Regions from separate parts of the Homo sapiens genome. Here region 2 is linked to region 1. Evidence: chromatin loops called from intact Hi-C (ENCODE). Cell type or tissue: IMR-90. All regions are shown on one strand. Region 1 overlaps TEAD1 (TEA domain transcription factor 1). Region 2 has its middle 89 kb from the start of PARVA.

The links. A loop is a pair of places that touch in the nucleus more often than their neighbours do. Peaks named below come from ENCODE experiments on the same cell type or tissue, not always from the same donor. Only the 100,000 strongest peaks of a DNase experiment are listed, where the experiment ranks them.
Region 2: it touches region 1 in a loop (4-fold over the local background); 2 of 110 quality-filtered maps call a loop at or near these places.

What each region holds. Positions count from the first base shown.
Region 1 is chr11:12,801,604-12,804,103 of GRCh38, forward strand. The region is part of intron 3 of TEAD1 (TEA domain transcription factor 1); the gene reads left to right. Among named protein-coding and RNA genes, the nearest start is that of TEAD1-AS1, 120 kb to the right of the region's middle. In IMR-90, no CTCF peak of the experiment used is centred here; DNase peaks (open chromatin) are centred at 1,278 and 1,688; H3K27ac peaks cover 1,375 bases.
Region 2 is chr11:12,287,319-12,289,818 of GRCh38, forward strand. It overlaps a transcript of MICAL2 not described here. Among named protein-coding and RNA genes, the nearest start is that of PARVA, 89 kb to the right of the region's middle. In IMR-90, CTCF peaks have their summits at 423 and 1,458 (motif pointing right); DNase peaks (open chromatin) are centred at 693 and 1,423; H3K4me3 peaks cover 674 bases; H3K27ac peaks cover 2,213 bases.

The sequences.
Region 1 (2,500 bases):
GCAATACTAAGTTGGAGCCTTGGTTTGAACCTGAGCGTGTCTGCTTCCAAAGCCCATGCTCTTAGGTGGATTTTCAGTGATGCCAGAAGATGGTTGGACTTTCCTGAAGATGTTTATGTGCATTGTCGCCACAGAGTCAAACCAAGAATTGTATGGTTGTATTTCATTCAGAATCATAACATGCTTAATCCAGATGATGCCTCAGATGATGAAGGTGGGTTGCCCACAGGCTGTATTGATTGGTGATTCTTAAGAGTGTAAAAAAAGGAAATCACTTGATTTTGTTGTGGGGAGGCAGAATGTATCACACAATAGCTTGGTTGAGTTTGGCTTAATGTAGATATGTTTAATATAATTAGACTGAGGGCTGAAATGGGCACCTTCAGGTCACTGTGGAATGAGACAGAGCCCTCACTAGATTTTTGAGTCACTTGAGGTGGTTATGCCAAGCCCTGTTCACATTTCACACTTGAGTTTAAGTATTTGTGAAGGGAATATAGATCTTTGGTTTGAACTAGATATAGCTCAAAGGTTACCCATTCAGAACAGAGCATTTCAGCCTCAGGGCACCTACTTAGCCTCTAAGATGAGACCACATCTGAACCAGCCAAGTCAGCCTGGGATGAGGTTGGAGGAGAAAAATTCATGTGATAAGTCAGATTACAATTAACTTTTTTGTTATTACTTTTTGAGTGACCACAATGTGTGTGGGACTTCGAAATATGGAATAATGATGGGTTTTATTATTTCTTTTTGAGAAAAATCCAGTCACTTTTTTTTTAACCCGAGGAAGTTGAATCCTGAAGAAGGGGAGATTTATCTCTGCCCTTTGAACTTAAAGCCCATAAAGTAAAATATATAGTTTAAAACAATTACATGTTCCCCCCATCTCACCGCCGCCCGACCCTTCACAGATAGTGTTTGACAAAACACTATTTAGGAAAGTGCCTGACTGGTGGTGGAGGGGCCTTGCTTCCTGTGAATCTGCATTCCCTGTGCCACTTGCTTCCTTCCCTGAGAGGTTCTGGTGGCCAGGTGTTATGAATCCAGGTCAAGATGAAGAAAACACACTTTTGTCATTTCTTCAGGCATGTGGCCGACCCGACCGGGTCTCAGGTATTCCAGATATGAGCGATGTGCCGATTGCGCAAGGCTGGAAGCATTGCTCACTCGGAGATACCGAGGCCTGCTTGCCCCGAGCCCTTTGTTCTCCTGGTTGAAAGCAGTTAATTAGCAACTGTCTCCATAGCAACACCCTCATAGTCCAAAAACATTGTCTAGTTTTTCAGTTTAGCTTATCACACTGTTTACCTGAAGGGCTTTTCACTGCTCTGAGTCTCATTTGAGTTGGCGGCATGCCTGTTGGGGAAGTGAATTGTCAAGATAGAAAAAAACACCATGGTAGCAAGAAGCCGAGGAGACTTCTCTCTACCCAGCCCAACCCGGGCCCTGGATTCTGGGAAAACAGAAGTTGCGCCTGCCTAACATTTTCACCTGTATTTTTTTTTTTTGTTTTGCCATAAAACTGCTGTTCTCTCCACCAAGCCCTGAATTGTGAGGATTTTTCCCCCCTTTCCCCGAGAGGCTTTCTAAGCTCTTTAATATTCCCTGTTTATAGTACATTTCCATGATTAGTCATCTTGAAACCCCGAGTGTTCTCAGCCCCTGTACATTCGAGGAAATTTTGCTTCCCTGAGGGTCTTGGCATTTGCAAAGGCCCTTGGATGAAGGATTATGAGTCTGAATGTGAATTAGTCAGAGCAGCTTTGTTTTTAGGCATAATGAGGAAAGGCTTCTCTTTCTTGGTTTAAGTTCATTGTTTGTGGGAAGAAGGCAACTTCAGGTGGCTTGTTGGTAAAATAGGAAAGGAAACTGTAGCTTTTTTATAAGCCATGCAATGAAGATAATTTTCATAGCTTTCATGGACTGAGTGCAGTCTGTGTGGCCCTCCATGCCAGCTGTGTGGCCCTCTGTGCCTGCTGTGTGGCTCATGGCGCCAGCTGTGTGGCTCTCCGTGCTGGGACGCTTAGGAGCTTTTTATCTCACATCTGCAATGGGAAGACAGGAGGCAGATGGGAAAGAAGACTGCATTTCCTGAATGCCTACCACATTTCAGTTGCTGAGCCAGACTTTCACAAAATGAGGTCTCCTGTATCCTTCACAGCAAACCTGCTAACGAGGCCCTATTAAGTATTTTAAAGATGGGAAACTGGGGTTCCAAGGAGTCGTTGCCTGCCCAAGGTTGTGGAATTCTAATCTAGACCTGTTGGTTTATAGGACGCCAACACTTGTCCTGAAGCAGCGTTGTGGATTTGGTGGTGGAGTTAGGCGGTACGTATCACAGATTGCAGGGCTCTGGGAGACTTTTGCTAAGGAGGTTAGTTAGAATTTGGTGGTGTACATGTGTAATTAGATGCCTAAGTATGTCTCAGGAAATCATGAAGCTTAGGTCCAGTGATAAAATAGTAGAATTTAATTTTGAGGCACGTGTGCCAGAGCT
Region 2 (2,500 bases), 510 kb before region 1:
ATTTCCACTGCTGACTAGAGGGAGCCTTTTCCAAGGGACTCAAGATCTTCCCATCCCCCTCCACCCCACCCCTGGCTCAGGAATTATGGAGCCTTAGGATTCTACAGTTTCACCCAGACAGGGCCTTAGCCATCATTGCCTCTAAGCTTTTTGAAATACAGATGAGTAAACTGAGGTTCAGGAACTCTATGATTTGATTCTGTACACTGGAGTGAGACTGGGCCATCAGATTAACGGCCTCACACAAAACAGGATGCTACACACAGACACCCACACATCCACACACACACACATGCACACGCACACACACTCACACCCCTACACATACACACACATACACACCTGCTCCTTTTTCTGAGTCACCCTTGGTCCCAGTGTCCTGGGGAAGAGCAGGGCTGTGGCAGGTGCTGAGGCGGCAGGCCCTGCCAGGGGGCGCAGTGAACACGCACAGTCTCACAGCATCTAGGCAGGCCGGGGATCCAGGGACTGCAGCACTCACTGAGCAGAGTTACCTCCTCAGGCCCTGAGCGAGGGGCAGAGACTCTTCATCCAGTTCCAGGCTCATCGCTGCCTTCCACCTCCCCCCACACCCACTCCCTCTCCAGCCTCACCCTAGGAGAGGAGGACCCAGAAAGGCCTTGGCTTAGACAGGGGTTTCTACCAAGAAACGTTGTTGCAGTTGGAACTGAGCCCTGGTCTTCCTTCCTTCTGAGTCAAGGCTCCCAGCCAGTGAGTCATTCCCCCACCATCCCCAGACGCACCACCGTCACACCAGGTCAGGCTGGGACAGGGGCACCTTGGGAGCAGGACCCAGGGCTGCACTCTTGGGCAGGCCACTTCATCTGAGGACAGCCTAGAGTCACTCCTGAATCCTCTGACAGCCCCCAGCGGCGACAGCAGAGGGCAGAGGAGCTAGCATTGCCACACATGGGTCATCGCCTTTACTGCCCTGCTCTGGCCCTCCCCAAGTCCCTGGAAGCCTGCTGCCCAGGCCCGGACTATATGAGTGTAGGGTCCATCCCAAGGCTTCCAGCCCACTCTACTGTGTGCCACCAGTGTGGGGGATCAGTCCCTCCTCAGGAAGCTCCCAGCCTGGGGTGAGAGCAGGGAGGCTGGTGGGAGACCCTCCCAATAGGGCTGGGTCGCTGGGGGAGGTGCAGGAGCAAGAGGACTGCTGAGCAGCCCCATGGTGTCTGGGATGGGCCTGGGAAACTCAGCCTTTAGTTATCAAGGAGTATTGCACAGCGTTTCTCGAGAGTATACAAAAGCTGCTTTGAGGGCAGGGCTTGAGTTTTGATCATTTCAATCAGCCTAGTGTCTAGCATGGTCTGGCCCGGAGGAGGAACCCAATCCTTGTTTGCTGAATCAATGAATGAAGTAAGGAACCAAGGAGCGAGCTGGCTGGACTGCGTACAAAGGGAGGACATGGATTCAGGCCTGCTCAGGCTGCCGCCCCTAGAGGGCGCTCCAAGACTTTGAGGGGGATTTGAGCCTTGCAAAACCTCCAAGTTCTGGGAAGCTGCACCATGGAGTCCCAGTCTCCCGAAAATCCCCAGAGCTGAAAGCCACGAGAGCCATCTTTTTTATTGTCTTTACTTTGCCCAAAAGAAAACCTCAGGGAGCAGGGCTGGCATTGCCATTGGGAGCAGAATGCATGGTACCATCCCTCCTGTCCAGAGGCATTACTGCCCCATCACAGCTGGTTCTGGCCCCAAGCCCCAGGTGGGAGGGCCGGAGGGGATATGTGGCTGCCCTGGGCACCCTCCCCAGCTGATCATGCTGCCAGATGACCTCTAGGATCTACGAGAAAGGTTGCTGCTGCCAGAGGGCCCAGAGAGGAGGTAGCACAAGCGCCTGACCCAGAGGCAGCCTGGATGCTGAAACTCAGGCGCTGGTGTGCGCATCAGCCTCCTTCGCACAAAACAACCCTAAGGGCCAGCTGCACGTGTGACTGAGACCCCTGCAGAAGGCAAGGCAGCCCCCGGTGGGCCATACCAAGGTTTCAAGGAAACGGCCAGCAGAGGGGGATGTGAGTTGGCCAATGAGGAGCTCTTGGCTCAAGAGTTGGAGAAATCCTGGCTGGGTAGAGTGTGCAGCCCCCTCTGGAATGGGCCAGGGCTTCAGCAATGTCTTTACTGGACGCGGCTTGAGTGCGTGAGAGGGTGGGAAACTAATGGAGTTCATATTTTGCTGACAACTAGCTTTTACTTTGTGTCCTGTGCCACTGGGCACCTCTTGTTTTTTTTTGTTTTTTTTTTTTTTCTTCTTGAGATGGGGTCTCACTTGGTCACCCAGACTGGAGTGCAGTGGCGTGATCTCAGCTCACTGCAATCTCCGCCTCCCAGGTTCAAGTGATCCTCCCACCTCAGCCTCTCGAGTAGCTGGGACCACAGGCGCGCACCACCATGCCTGGCTAATTTTTGTATTTTTGGTAAAAACAAGGTTTCGCCATGTTGGCCAGACTGGTCTTGAACTCCTGAGCTCAAGTGATCCATCCACC